Regions from separate parts of the Homo sapiens genome. Here all the other regions are linked to region 3. The links are chromatin loops, found by intact Hi-C in ENCODE. Cell type or tissue: endothelial cell of umbilical vein. All regions are shown on one strand. Links, peaks and the distances in the headings refer to the core of each region. The heading gives the core; the rest is flanking DNA.

Region 1 (4,902 bases), core at 949-3,448, 870 kb after region 3:
TATTTTATTGTGGTAAGAACACTTAAAGGAGATCTTACCCTCTTAAATTTTTAAGTGTATAATACATTATTGTTGCCTATAGGTACAATGCTGTACAGCAGATCTCTTGTGCTTGCCCATCTCACTTGACTGAAACTTTATGTCTGTTGATTAGTAATGCCTCCTTCTTACTTACTAGCAGTAGGGTAGTTCTGGCACTATTATACAAGGATGCTAAAATCCTAAATAAAATATTAGTAAATTAAAAAAATTGTAAACTATCATGTACTTTAGGCAATATGGTTGGGTAGTGAGCAACAAATTTAAATTTTCAAGTCTACTTTAAATCATATAAGTATATCCCAGTTATTGTATGTATTTATTATTTGGAGATAATGGCAAAGTCTAGATCGGAAGGCTTTTATATAATATGCTGAGAGCTAAATGTTCCTCTCTCCTCCTCCTTCACTCCCCACAAATGATTGGCTTCATTGGCCACAGAAGAGAAAATTGATCAATTGCTTGAAATATCTTTTTGTTTCATCCCCAGGTATTGAAAGTCATCTTGCAGATTTGGGAACTGTATTTTCATTTCCTTTGGCTGTTGTAACAAATTACCACAAACTTGGTGATTTAAAACAATATACACTTATTTCTGTACAGTTCTGGAGGCCAGAAGTCCAAAATCACTTTCACTGGACAGAAATCAATATGAAAGCAGGATTGTGCTTCCTTGAGAAGCTCTTGGAGAGAATTCCTTCCTTGCCTCTTCCAGCTTCTGGTGGCTGCTGCCATTCATTGGCTTGTGACTGCATCATTCCAATCTTTGTCTCTGTGGTCACATTCCCTTTTCCTCTTCTGTGTCTCAAATTTCCTTCTGTCTCCTACTTAAAAGGACCTATGATTGCACTTAAGGCCCACGCTGATAATCCAGGATAATCTCCCCTTCTCAGGATTCTTAATTTCATCACATCTGCAAAATCCATTTTCTTCCATATAAAGTAACAGAGTTTCTAGGGGATTAGAACATGGGTATCTGTGGGGGCCATTATTTAACCTGCCACAGGAACTGACATTGCTCACTGCTGGGTCCCTGAAGAACACAAATTGGCTTGTTGGTGGGCTTGGCCAGGAATCGGTTTAGCTGGAGATGCCTTTCACTGATTGTGAAGGAGGTCCTAGAACCCAAACGTGAAGGCTCAGCGATCTGTCACGCACACCTGATGTCATGAGCATGGACCATGTCCCTCTCATGTTTCAAATACAGGCCACAGGTAGGGTCCATAGTCCCACCACAGAAAGCAGTTCTTGTGGTATTGAGGTCAATTATATGTCCTCAAAAACCTGAAGTTCTACCCATTTCATTACCGTCTCTTCTTCCTGCTATGATGCTAAGTGTGGATGGGTAAACATTCATTATTTTTAAAATGCTCATTAACATGTATTAGGTGCCAGGGATTATGGCAGGCCATTTAAAGCATGGTGGTCGAGAAAGCAGCCTCTGAAGCAGATTGCCAGGGATCTAATTTCTGCTCCACTAATTACTGGCTATGTGATATACCTCTATGCCTATGTTCCCCGACTATAAAATAGGCTCTATCTCACAAGGTTGTTGAGGATTAAATGAGCTATTATGTGTTAATGCTTGGACCAATGGCTGGCTGCTACCTGATCTTTGGTCTCTCTAGACTTAACAAATGTTAATTACTATTTATTTGAATGGAGAAACCAAAGAGATATGGAGCCCTGTGTGAGACACAGGGATAGCTAAGGCAAGATATGTTCATGAAAGTAATTTTAAGTTTAGGAGTTAAGACAATAAGTTTAACAAGAGGTCTGAGCATTGAGAGGTGTTTGTTTATTGTTTTTTAGAACTCTGACTTAAGTGAGTCAAGCAAGAGAAGAGAAAGAGGGAGGGAAAAATAAATGCTATTTTTGGAGGAAAGATGGTTGGGTAAGCTCTCTGTGGTACTGGTAGGCAGGTTTTGCATGTGGCTGGGTAGCTGGGCAGTCAAGTATTGCATTAACGCCAGCCTGATGCAGCTTGGGCTGGTGTGAAGAACCATGGGATCTCTAAGGCTTAGGGGTCTTCACATTTAGTGACCACCAAGTTACCAACCTGAGTATCATCTTAGAAAAAGTGGGTAATACTTACAAGGAAGACTTGTTTCAAGAATTAAAGGAACGTATGAGCAATCATCCAGCTAACTCCAAAATGCTTTGTTTTCCACAGGACTAATTATATGGGATACAAGCCAAGCATACAAATTGAAGTCTTCCTTCCTTTAAATACCACATAAAACCACCAAAGCTTGCCTCATATTTAAGGGACATTCACTCCTTGAACATTGTTTGAATACGTACTGTATGCCGAGGACCACACTAGGAGCTGTTGACAAAGTTATGAATATGAGTATGAATTATTTCTGCCTGAACAAACTTACAGACCAATAGTTCTGCCTAGAGAAACTTAAAGACCAGTAGTAGAGGAAGTAATCCAAACAGGAAAATGTCACATGAGTGATAGGTATTATCATGAAACTAAGAACAGAATGCTGAGGGAAGCCCTTAGAAAGGAACTTCTCATTGTCTGCAGAAACAGGGAAAAGTAAATATAAAAATATTTCCACAACAATAACAGCGAGGAAGCGGGCTCATTAGAAAAGGGCACGTGTGGCTTGGATTGGGGTAAAGAGGGTGTTCTGGAACTTTGTGGGCCTTTTTGCATATGGAGAAAAGCTGGGCTGACAGTCTAACTCCAAAGGCCAATGAACAGCGGTTAGATGATTAACACCTGGGAATACATTTCTACAGTATTAAAAGTGATATGTAGCTCATTTAAAGAAATACATCTTAATATGTAGTACACAATATATCTAAACCATCGCAACGACAAAATCAAAGCAAGGTCCTTTGCACCGAAGGGCCTGGGGAGATGTGGGCGAAGACCCCAGGACCTTTCCCCTGCTCAGAGACCAAAGGGTTTTCAGAGCGGAGGTGGGGGCTCCCGGCAGGGGAAGTTAGAGCCGAGGGAGCGGCAGGAGCACGTGGGCTGAGTGGGGGTGGGAGGACGCAGACGGCGGAGTAACCGGTGGAAGTGTCAAAGAGGAAGGAGTGGAGGGCTGCTGAGGTGACAGGGTGTGGTCTGTGAGGGAGCGGACGAACCCGGAGAAGAGAGCAGAGAGACCCACCAGGACTAGGAGGCAGCGGGGAGCGTGCCTGCGTCGCTCGGAGCGGTGACAGCAAGGAGCGCAGCGCGGAGGCCGGGCGGCAAGGGGAGTTTCCAGTCCTCGATAAGTGGAGTCCCTGCTCTGCGCTGCGCCAGCGCCTTCCGCCTGGGCCCGCGGTGCTAGACACCTGCCGAGTCCGAAGCGGGAGTCAGGCTGAGCCTTCGGCCCCCAAGTAAGTCTTCCCTTTTCTCTCCATTTCTCCTCCGTCGCCTTTACTTCTTTATCTGCGAAGCGAGGAGCTGCTGACGGAGGTTCTGCGCGAAAAGCGCACCGGGGAGCTCTGGCGGCGTCCAGGATGCTCCAGCCTCCCGGCGCGCCGCGGCCGGCGCAGAGACCCGACCGCGAGGCCCGCCGCCCGGTTCCCGTGCGCAGCATGGCCCGAGGCGGCGGCAGAGTTGTTGGCACTGATAAGACCCGTCTTTTGTGTCTTGCCCGATCCCGGAGCTGTGCCAGGCCGGGGGGAGGGAGCGGAAGCCACTTTATGGCTCGTGGCCCCACCTCTTGCCCCCACCCCAAATCCTCCGGGATTTCAAAATGCCGCGGACTCGGGCGCAAGTGAGCGCCAAACCCGCAAGCTGGGCGAGTTGGATCCGGGTCGGCAGCCGGCTGAACCGCCACGCTGCCCCGCTTTTTTTATTTTCTTTTTAGATACGGCATCTAATTGGTGGGTGCTGGGAGGCAGGGCTGGTTGGGTGAGCACGAGTACCTGGGTGTAGGGAACGACCTACCTTCTTGCTTTCCTTGGGGTTTAGAGGGGAAGGGGTGGGGGCACCCAGAGCCCCGAAGCCCGGAGCGTCCCGCGCTAGCGGGCTTGCGCGCGGCCGGCGAGCAGGCGTTCTCTGGGTGGGTCCCTTGTCTGGCTCATTGTTCGCGGTGACTGTTCTTGGGGCCAGGCTGAGCGACACAGACACCGCTCACCGGGCTGTAAATAAAAGTGACGACTTGGAGGAGTGGGGGTCAAGGCTGCCGGGAGGGAAAAGGCTTGCCCATTTTAGAAACCGACTTGGAGCTCGGAAGAGCAAACGTAGTCGACAGAGAAAACCGCTCCTGAGTGCGAAACTTAGATCTGACTCTAATTCACAGAGACAGCCTAGTAAATTAAACCCTCAGGAACAGGGCACGGTATTTCCCCCATTGAAATTGTTTTCAGAGTAACGAAGATGGAGTTTTAAGTGTTATTGACAGCTGGCCGCTTTCTCTTGCTAGCACCTGTTTCCCTTAAAGATTCCTGGGTGGGGTTTATTTTTTCGCCCCCTCCCTCCTTTTTTTAGAATGTGCATTTATTCCATTTGTGCCTTCAGCTAGTCGAGTTGCATGGTGCTGGGAGGAGAATCCATTTTTGAAAGCAAAGTGCAATTTCCACTCTACAAATGGCCAAGCACTGGTGTAGACGTCCATTGCTCCCCCACCCTGGCCGCATGCTAACATTCATGGAGGCAGACATGTGTACCCAGAATCAGAGGGAGCCGGTTATCCTCAGTTGGAGATCCCAAAAGACTTCTGCATACAGTTCCTTTCGTTGGATGGTAGATACTCTTATTTGACTTTCTTCCATTCTTTAAATTACAATGGTATCACCTGTTCATGGTGCCTATTCCTTAGCCCACTACAAAGGAGGATGCATTTTGCTGGGAAAAAAATGCTCTTTCTTTTTCTGAGGTCCGTGGGTAGTATTCAGAATAAGCTCTTGACA
Region 2 (4,902 bases), core at 1,083-3,582, 220 kb before region 3:
GACTGAATTTGATTTGGAAAAGCAGAGTAGCAAGGAATTAGCAGGCAGAATTTAAAAATGCCATAAATCTGGCATTGCAAACTGGGCTGGGAAAAGCAGGTGACCAATCTCTGTGCCACAAACAGTGTATAAAATCAAAGCAAATTTGTTTCTCATCTCCGTAGCATGTTGACATAGTCATGGATTGCAAAAATCATCAGGTAACACAGAGGGCTGCTTCCATAAGATCTGATCCAGAAACAATGAAGTATTTGCCATCTATTCAGGGCCAAGAGTCTATATTTCTAGCATACATTTGCTGTGCAATGATCTTTTGACCCCAGGAAAGTCACTTACTTTACATGTAAAGAAGCTTTATGTGAAGAGGGTAAGTAAACTAGATGACCTCAGATCCACTCAGGTTTAACACTGTGTGATGATGTGGGTCCAAAAATATCAAGTGACAAATTTCACTTAGACATTTGATGTTCTTTGCAGTTTAGATGCCGGGATCCACAAGGAGCTTTAGTTGTAATGTGTACCCTGTCATGACACATAAGTGATGGTTTAGGGAGGGCATAAATCCCCAGGGGCTATGGTGGGTTGGGAAGTTTTGAGATGGATTTTGAAAGACACTGATTGAGGCATTGATGCTCAAAATGATTTGGATTCATTAACAAATTGTGAATAAAGTAAGTTCTTTTTTATGTACTATTAACCATTCACCTACATATGCTAATAAGGATTCAGTTATTTTCTTAGAATGGTAGGGAAAGGGCATTAAACACTTACAGGATAGTCATTTACAGTAAGAGTAAAATGTGAATTCTCAGAGAACCTACATCATCTTTACATTTTAGCTTGATCTAGAAAACACATGTAACTTTGACGTATTGTAGTGTTGTTCTTAGTTGGTTGAAGAATACTTAGAATGATCATAACTCACTAATGTTCACCTGTACTAACCACTAAGCTAAAAATTTGGTAACATGAGGTTACTGGTTTACTGATCAGGCAGGACTTGGGGGAGTAGTAGATGTCCTGTTATCAGTGTCTAGAGTCTCTTTCATTTCCATTCTGTCTGTTCCTAGGATTGTCATGGTAACATTGTCATGGAATCCTTACTGTTGATCACTGCCTGGCAGAAGTCTGACAAGTATTAGAATATAGGCTGTATTGCTCCATTCCCCTTTTATGGCTCCCTCTGCTATTGCAAAATATAGAAATCACTGACAATGAATGTGTCTTTAATCATGCTGTAACTTAGTATTCATAGAACATACATCTTTAGATGTTTAGGTTATATATTTGCTTGGTTTAAAATACAGGAAATGTTTCTTAAAGATCAATACCTTAAAAATTACTTTATCCCTTGAAATTTGCTCTTAAGCAGAAGTTGGTAAACTTTTGGAGACAAATCATTTGCACAAGAAATCTCATCTTCTGAATATGTTACCATTTGAAGCTATAGCACTCAATATTTTTTCCTCATGGCAAATTAGGGTTGTTCAGTCAAACTCCATTCAGGTTGAAGCACAGGTTCTATTGAATCCTTGTTTGAACTAGAAATCTAGCTATTAAAGTCCACAACAGTACACTAAAGATAAAATTACTGTGTTATAATACCCTAGTGAATGTATGGAGTGTATTGAAGCCCAAATGACAAAGTTAGATAGAAATCACGCAAAAGAAGTTGAGAATCCATTTTCAAGTATGTAAAAGTGTAGTCAGGAAGTGATTTTCAAATAGTATGAAATGTGTATATCATCCTTGTCTATTAAACCTATAGAAAGAGCCTGGGGAAATAAATGTAGAGATAACACTATTTGTATTACTTCCAGTACCAAGGGGAGATGATCTTAGACTCAATATTCAGTAGGTCTTCAGACATGTTTAGGATGCCCCAGGAATGTGCAGATCTGCGTTGGAAGGGTAGAAACGGGAATGAAAGCAAATGGTAAGGATCCATGGAACGAAATATGGGGTGGAGATAGCAGCGTTTCCACCAAACTTCTATCGAAATTGGTAGAAATTAGTCTGGAAAAGTATTTGATTAACATTTCCTCAGCCACTAGGGGGCCTCAGTTGAATGTGTGTTGTTTATCTCCTGGCCCTTCTTCCTCAAGCTGCGCTGCCTCCCCATTCTGATCCTAGAAAGATAAATTGCTGGTCAGTGTTTATACAGATGTCATGGTCCCAGTTGCCAGTTGCATCTATAGTGACCTTCAAAGAGAGGAGACAGAAATAAGCGAGAACGTAGGCTCACTTTTGTGGTTCACCCTACTTAAGAGGGACTGTATTTCTGAATAACAAAATCCTACAGGTGACCGGGCGCGGTGGCTCATGCCTATAATCCCAGCACTTTGGGAGGCTGAGGCGGCGGGGGGGTGGGGGAGAAATCACCTGAGGTCGGGGGTTCGAGACCAGCCTGACCAACATGGAGAAACCCTGTCTCTACTAAAAACACAAAAAATTAGCCGGGCGTGGTGGCGCATGCCTATAATCCCAGCTACTCGGGAGGCTGAGGCAGGAGAATCGCTCCCGGGAGGCGGAAGTTGCCTTGAGCCGACATTGAGCCATTGCACTCCAGCCTGGGCAACAACAGCGAAACTCCGTCTCAAAAATAAATAAAAAATCCTACTGGCTGCTTTTACGTATGAGGTGCGGTGTTGTGGAAAGTCATAATTTTTCAAATAAATCCATGTTTATACTTTAACCATTAAGTCATGGAAAATAATGATAGCCAGGAACCAATCTAAAATTCAGCAAAAAGAAGTCAATACAATATTATGTTCTAGGTTCTAGAATGTATGGAAACCATATCAAGCAACAATTTAAGTCTGGGGTAACTATTAAACTCTTCAGAGACTTTCCCCTGGAGTGACTGAGGCCATGATTACCATGCCCTTCTCTGGCTAGGGTTGTAGGAATTTTTCCATTTATAGTGATAATTGGGCAACTCAGTTCCAAGAAGTACCCAAGTCGGCCACCTGTGTAAAAGCAGTCCTAACTCCTCCTCATGATCAGGGTCAAGTTCCTCTACCAAGATTGTGACTTTTTTCTTACTTTCTAATTCCTGGATACAAGTAGGCCAAAGTGCCCTTGAGCCAACTATAGCTTACCATTCAATGAGATACTTGCTATGTTTTGCATGAAAGTGTTAGCACTTTGGGCATCAGAACCTTTCCCTGCAGCAACTTTGCACTGTCCCCTTCCTGAAGACGAAATATTGTGTTTGATTTACCCCTTTGGCTATTGGTGGGGCAGTTTTAGAAGCTTCCACGTAGCCTGTAGGATTAAAGATTTCACAGGGGAAAGCAGCAACCCTAATATAGAAGTTTCACCAATTGTCAAACATGCTAAGTTCAATTATGTATCCTGGAAGTATGGAGATGATCACCATATAGGTCTGCAGATCAAGCTGACCCATTGTAAAGTGGACATTAGCCATTTATTATCTGGCCCTTATGTGCTTCAACTCTAACAGAGGGCCATCATACTGCTTTGGGCTTCCAGGTTTCATTGTCAATTCATACCCATTTTCAAACAATCCTTAAAATGTTTGGGAATTCTCTTTTTCCTCAATGTTTAGTTTCCTTGAGTAAATGGCCAAAAGACCCTTTGGGGAAAATAATCAAATATTACCATGTATAGTACCTAAGACTTTGTAGGAATCTTCATAATACAGACTGGGTCTGAAAACTGGTTCACATCTAGAAATTGCATAATGAATTATGACTTTTTAATGGGGTGCCCTCCCTCAGACTCCTTGACATCCATCATTTATTTCCTTTGTTGGTACAAGTTGAGTAGTATCCTTGTTGGCTGCCCGCCTGTTTTGCTCCTAGGGTGGTTGCTATGTTCCATCAACCATCAACACAGTTTTTTGTGAGTTAGGTCCCTTTGATTGCCACTCCAGTCTTTCCACTCACCATGATAATTGTGGCCTTTTGGCTTGGCTTCTATGTTTTGGGGTCTTATCCCCTTTACCATAACTAAGCCAAGTTCCGTAACAACATTTCCAAACATCATGCCTGATGTATAGTGTAAAGCTGCTGTTTCACATCTTAATGAGGCTGGTGCCCTTCTCAATAGCATTTTTTTTTTCTGGTATTAGTAAATGGTGTCTGCCATGAGCTTTCTTCTGGAGTATATCACCTGGCAGGTCTTCAAGTGAATATAGTATAGCCATTCTACCATGCTGCCTTTCCTAAGTATTTTAATCCATTCTTCAACCATCTTCCATGTAAAAGCTAGGATTTTGCTTCTCCAGCATAGGCCATTTTTTCTCTGTATTTCTAGGAGTCATGGTAGTAACAAGTTCATACTATTTCCTGGAATTCTTGCTAAGATGTTAAACTGTGTATCTCTCCCATGTCAATATATTTCTTACCCAATTTTAACTCCCTGGAGATGGAGTGAAGAGTTTATTGACTTGGGGGTATTCTGGCCCCCTTAAACCAGCACTGTTATAATTCAGCCTCATGTGTATGCCCTTGATTTCTGCCCATGCATTCTGGCTATACTTTGCAGGTCCTTTGTGGCATAGTCTCTTTCTTCCCTCTTCAACCAAGTATATCCTTGGGCTATGCTGTCAGCTTTGACAACTGACTGCCATCTTGTTCTAGAGGCTGTCTTTGTGTTCCATCTACTGCCAGTGATGGGGTCCTCATTGTGAGCCAGGCAGCCAGCAGTGCTTTAGCTCCAAAGCCCCATCTTATCACCCACTCTCTGACTGTTCTCAATACCAACTCTCTTAGTTTTGGTTTTCTGAAAGGAAACACTGAGATGAAGTTTGGGGTATGTTATATTTATTAGGAATCAATACCTGTGAAAGAAAAGTGAAGGAGGCATGATTGGGCAGAGGAAGAAATAAAAATGAGAGGCAGGCCCAACAGAGCTTTAGCTAACCTTGCAGAGAGC
Region 3 (4,902 bases), core at 1,463-3,962:
TTTCTGTTTAGGATTTGGGAGGTCATTTCATATTCTCAGCTAATTTGAAGAGCAGAGAGAATTTGAATTCCATTTCAGACGATCACATTTTCAGATTCGTTTGGAGATCACTCAGTGGCTGTCAGACATGGGAGTGAGACAGCAGTGAGAAGAGAGAGACGAAAGCTCACTTCTGATGTTCCTGGGTTGGTGTGTCTGTCAAAGGACAACAGGAGAGGGCAGCAAAGACCCTAAATGCAGGGAACTTTGAGGGTGTTCAGTTGGTTGTGTGGACACCTGGGAGAGGGGGACTCCACTGCACAGGAAGTAAACCTGCAACAGAGAAACCTGGCAGGCTATAGCAGTTCCCTGCCATAATCACAGAGCTGGGGTTTGCCTGGAGTTGGACAGCTTAGTGAGGATCAGATTTCTCTATGTACGAAGCACACACAACATCCCAGGGTCAGAAATAAGCTGTAATGGACAAGAATTATAGGATAGGGATATGGGGAGCAGAGCCAAATGAAGTGTACTGCTTTCATTTCCTCTGGAAGGTGTACCTTGGGCAAAAGGTCTAACTGAATTTAAATAATATTTGTTTCCAGAAGGGGCTTTGGAATAGGTAGGTTTTGCCCTAAGAGAGCCTTTATTTTTACCTTAAAAATAGCAGGCAACGTTTCTATGAAAGGAAGACAAAGTGATATTGCTTTATGTAAAATTAACGCTTAGAGATTTTAGAAGATGAAGTAAGGCAAATTGCTTTCTTATTTATGTTTATGCTCTCACCCATATACCCCGCAGTAGCTTAAATGCAACAGGAACTAAGAATAATAGAGTAAAAATATGATGCAATGCCTGATTAAAAATGCAAATTCAAAGTTGCCAGTGATCTTCTAGCTAAGCAGAGTAAACACTGGAAAGGAGAAAAAGCACACTGAGGTTCGCTAAAGGATAGAAATGATCATCCAAAAGAAGTAAGAAATGGGTGCCAAAGGAGGTAAGAAACGTGGAGTCTAGCCTCTGAGGAATAAGAGATTATTGGGTAAGCACTGGTGAATTGGAAGGGAAAAAGCCAAGTGGCCAAGAAAGACAGATTTACCAGGATTGGGGTTTTATTTCTAAGGATTGAGCCAGTGACGCTTGGAAGAAATCCAATCAGTAAATACTAACTGAACACCCACTGTGTGCAAGGCATCGTGGTCTGCCTTTCCAGCGCAATAAAGCAGTATAAAGATGAGAGAGACTTGCAGTGTAACAACTAAAAATACAACATGTTAAGTAAGATAGAGAACTTGAATATCTTGAAGGAAAGAAAATTAAAGCATGTTAAATGCGAAATAATGGTACACAAGACAAGTACAAGTGGACTCTGACTAGGGAGAGGTGGAGCAGTCAGGAAAGTCTTTTGGGAAAGGGTGGTACTTATGATAAGTAGGATAGGATGGGAAAGACTCCAGCCAAGGCGAGAGACAATAGCTTTTATAGAATCAGAACATATTATTAGATAGAAGCAACATTAGGAGTATCCGAGAAAACAGTATTAGAGAGCCTCATTGTATCATTTGTTAGTGTAGCTCCACTTGTCTCCCCCACCCCAGGCCTTCACCATCTGGGTCTGCCCACAGAACAGGGGGCAGCACAGTCCGAGAGGGAAGGGTGTGTTGCTTGGAGGGCATGAAGTGGTAGGGGGCTTCCCTGAGTGGGCTAAGACTGTAGTACTAGGGTGAAGGGGCAGTGCCTAGTCAGGAGGAGCCATGGATCCTCTGTGGGGGTCAGCATTAAAGATATAGTGCAAAACACTTAATGAGGCAGGAGGCTGGACAAGCACAGAAGGATGGCGGTAGGCCAGAGAACAAAGTCTGGTCAGGAGGATCTGTACTCTGAAAGTATAAACCAAAGCACCCTTTTATGTGAGGTCTGCTGCTCTTTACAAATATTCAAAAATTGTCTATAAAATGTAAGTGTGTCATTTAATATTTTCCATAATATGACAGATTTTAATTCATATCTCATATTTTATAGTCTAAACAAGGAGCTCTTAACAGTCATTAGAATCACTAGGAAGATTATCAAAAATATAAGTAATCAGGAATGAACTGGAGTAGGACCCAGAGGACAATATTTCTTGAAATCTTTCCAGCTAGACCTGGGAACCACTAGTTTAGCCAAACTGGGGTCCTCTTTCTTCTTTAAATTTACTCTAAAGTTTCTCTCCTCTATTCTTATTCTTGTGATTTTCATTCTGTTAGAAATGAAACTCTGTTAAGGATGTGATCCTTCTATATTTCTGTTGAAATTCTTACTTAGAAAATGCTGATAAAAGTAGTAGATGCCCAGTTCAGCTTGCTAGTTAGATTACCTTTCTAGGTCTTTGCAGATCAAGGGTCTGTGATTCCATTGGTTTGGCTCTTCAAGCGCTGATGTGAGCACAGTGCTAAAGAATGCCAGGAGAGGGCAGCAGAGAGCTGGGAAGCCCTTTGATAGAGGCTAGAGGAAGTGAACCAAATGGGAGAACCTGTATGTAGCAGGTGGAGGAGAAAATACTTGATCTTTTATGGGGTGCAGGGTATGCCAGTTGTGTGTCCTTCATAAATTAACCAAAGACTATAGTCATTACTCAGATCAGAAACTGAAATCAACAGGGGATGCCACAGGGAGTGGTAGTTTTAAAACAGGAAGGGATGGAAATAGGCTCTAAGATATTGCTGGGAGCCACCAAAGGTAAGCCAGCTATGGCAGGATGTTGGGCCCCTGATAGCTCCTGAGACACTGGCCCTGTCTAGGCATAGATTCATTAGACGTGGACCCAAACCAGTAGAAAAAGCCTTTATTTAAGGACTGAGCAAGTCTTTGCAACCTAGGGGTGCAGGTGAACAGGATAAAGGAAACATTTTAGAGTAAGATTTCAGGGGACTGAAGAAACACTGACATTCAGGAAAAGCAGAAGAGATTCTTACAAGTTCAGTGCCCACATCATAAGGAAAAAATTCTCTGAAGACCAGGATGGGATTCAAGGGTGTTATGTTGAATAGAGGCATGCAAAGGAAGTACTTAACGTGCAGGCCAGGACCAGAGACGGTGCACTAGGTAGAGTGCGGCATCCAGCAAAAGTATTTCAAGGTAAGTTCTGCAAGGGTTTGGGAATATCACAAGGCTTTGTTGGTAGTGCCAATTTAAATCCACCTTAGGCTAAAACTTCCAGAGTATGATCTAGCACCTTGCTACTTAAAAGTGTGGTCTGTAGACCAGCAGTCCTGGCATTGCTTGGGAGCTTATTACAATTGAGAATCTCAGGTCCTGCCTCAGACCTACAGAATCAGAATTTGCATTTTAACAAGATCCCCAGGTGATTTCACTGCATATAATGCATATTAAGGTTTAAGAAACAGCAGACTAGCATCCAGTCCAGACAGGGCTGGGTGGCATTGATACCTGTAGAAGATTAGTAAGGGCATTCTGTAATAAGAAAGTGAGGGAGAATAGCTGCATTTGAATGACAGTAGCTGCAGCCATTAATAGTATGTGAACTCGATACTTTATTTTGGCTTATTTTTTTCAAACCCTACTAGATGCCTTATAGTTACATGCAAAATCAACCAACTGATGTATTTTTCAGAGGCCACAGTAGGGGAAACTGCATCCTACTGCAGTTTGAAAGAAAGTGTGAATCCAAATTAAAGGTGTTGCTTGGGAGGGCAGTGGGTTTCTTAGAAGGTTTCCGCTGTGTATGGTCCGGGGTCTGTGTGTCCAGAAACTAGATTTTTAAAACATTTTTAGGCTAACTCAAAGCAATTAGACCCTTAGACAAAGGACTATTGGTACTAATATCACAAGGGAGTTTATGTTTGTATTAGTTTATTATTGTTGTTGTAATAAACTAACACAAATTTAGAGGCTTAAAACAACACAAATTTATTCTCTTACAATCCTGGAGTCCAGCAGCCCAAAATCAGTGTCACTGGGCTACAGTCAAGGTGCCAGCAGGGCTTGTTCTTTCTGGAGGATCCAGAGAAGAATTTATTCCTTGACTCTTCCAACTTCTAGAGGCTGCTGCCAAAATTAATTTCCTTCTCTGACTCCTGGACTTTTCCTCCATTTTTTTTCTTTTTTTTTTTTGAGATAGAGTCTTGCTCTGTTACCCAGGCTGGAGTGCAGTGGTGTGATCTCAGCTCACTGCAGTCTCTGCCTCTCGGGTTCCGGTGATTCTCCTGCCTCAGCCTCTCAGGTATCTGGGATTATAGGCATGTGTAACCACACCTGGCTAATTTTTGTATTTTTAGTGGAGGCAGGGTTTCACCATGTGGGCCAGGCTGGTCTCGAACTCCTGACCTCAGGTGATCTGCCCACCTCAGCCTCCCAAAGTGCCAGCATTACAGGTGTGAGCCACTGCGCCCAGACTTTCCTCCATTTTTGAAGCCACCGGTGTAGCATCTTACTTGTGTTGTAAGATGCTTTCATTGCCTTCATCTTCTGTGTCAAATATCCCTCTCCCTAGCTCCCACCCTGATAAGGAAGGATAATCTCTCTGTCTGTCTCAATATCCTTAGTCACATCCACGAAGCCACTTTTTCTATAAAAGGTAATATTCACAGGTTTTAAGGATTAAGGCCTGAATATCTTTGGGGGCCAATTAGCCTACCACAAAGTTTAAACCATAATTTTAATTGATGAAATAAAATATGTTGTTCCATTGATTACACAGCCTAATCTCTTTCTTGGTATTGGAAAGTCAAATTAGTATCAGCAAGTGATTTGGAAACTAGAGAATGAATTTTGTATGAGCCAGACAGAGCCCTGATGAAGCACCCCTGACCACAGCAACCCCTCGGGTTGGGATGGCTCCTGCGAGTGATGGCTTCTCTCCTCTGCTCTGGTCTTGCTTATGCTGTCCTGATTTGCTCTCAGACTTCCGTGTCCTGCCCT

The links. Hi-C counts contacts between places; a loop is a spot of excess contacts. Peaks named below come from ENCODE experiments on the same cell type or tissue, not always from the same donor. Only the 100,000 strongest peaks of a DNase experiment are listed, where the experiment ranks them.
Region 1: a loop joins it to region 3, with 9 times the contacts of the local background. A loop is called at or near these places in 7 of 110 quality-filtered maps.
Region 2: a loop joins it to region 3, with 7 times the contacts of the local background. A loop is called at or near these places in 4 of 110 quality-filtered maps.

What each region holds. Positions count from the first base shown.
Region 1 is chr15:47,181,038-47,185,939 of GRCh38, forward strand. It overlaps a transcript of SEMA6D not described here. Among named protein-coding and RNA genes, the nearest start is that of SEMA6D, 530 kb to the right of the region's middle. In endothelial cell of umbilical vein, for the core only: no CTCF peak of the experiment used is centred there; DNase peaks (open chromatin) are centred at 2,364 and 3,334; H3K4me3 peaks cover 621 bases; H3K27ac peaks cover 420 bases.
Region 2 is chr15:46,089,991-46,094,892 of GRCh38, forward strand. No RefSeq gene overlaps it. Among named protein-coding and RNA genes, the nearest start is that of SQOR, 460 kb to the left of the region's middle. In endothelial cell of umbilical vein, for the core only: a CTCF peak has its summit at 2,069 (motif pointing right); no DNase peak of the experiment used is centred there; H3K27ac peaks cover 48 bases.
Region 3 is chr15:46,309,897-46,314,798 of GRCh38, forward strand. No RefSeq gene overlaps it. Among named protein-coding and RNA genes, the nearest start is that of SQOR, 680 kb to the left of the region's middle. In endothelial cell of umbilical vein, for the core only: a CTCF peak has its summit at 2,422 (motif pointing right); a DNase peak (open chromatin) is centred at 2,435.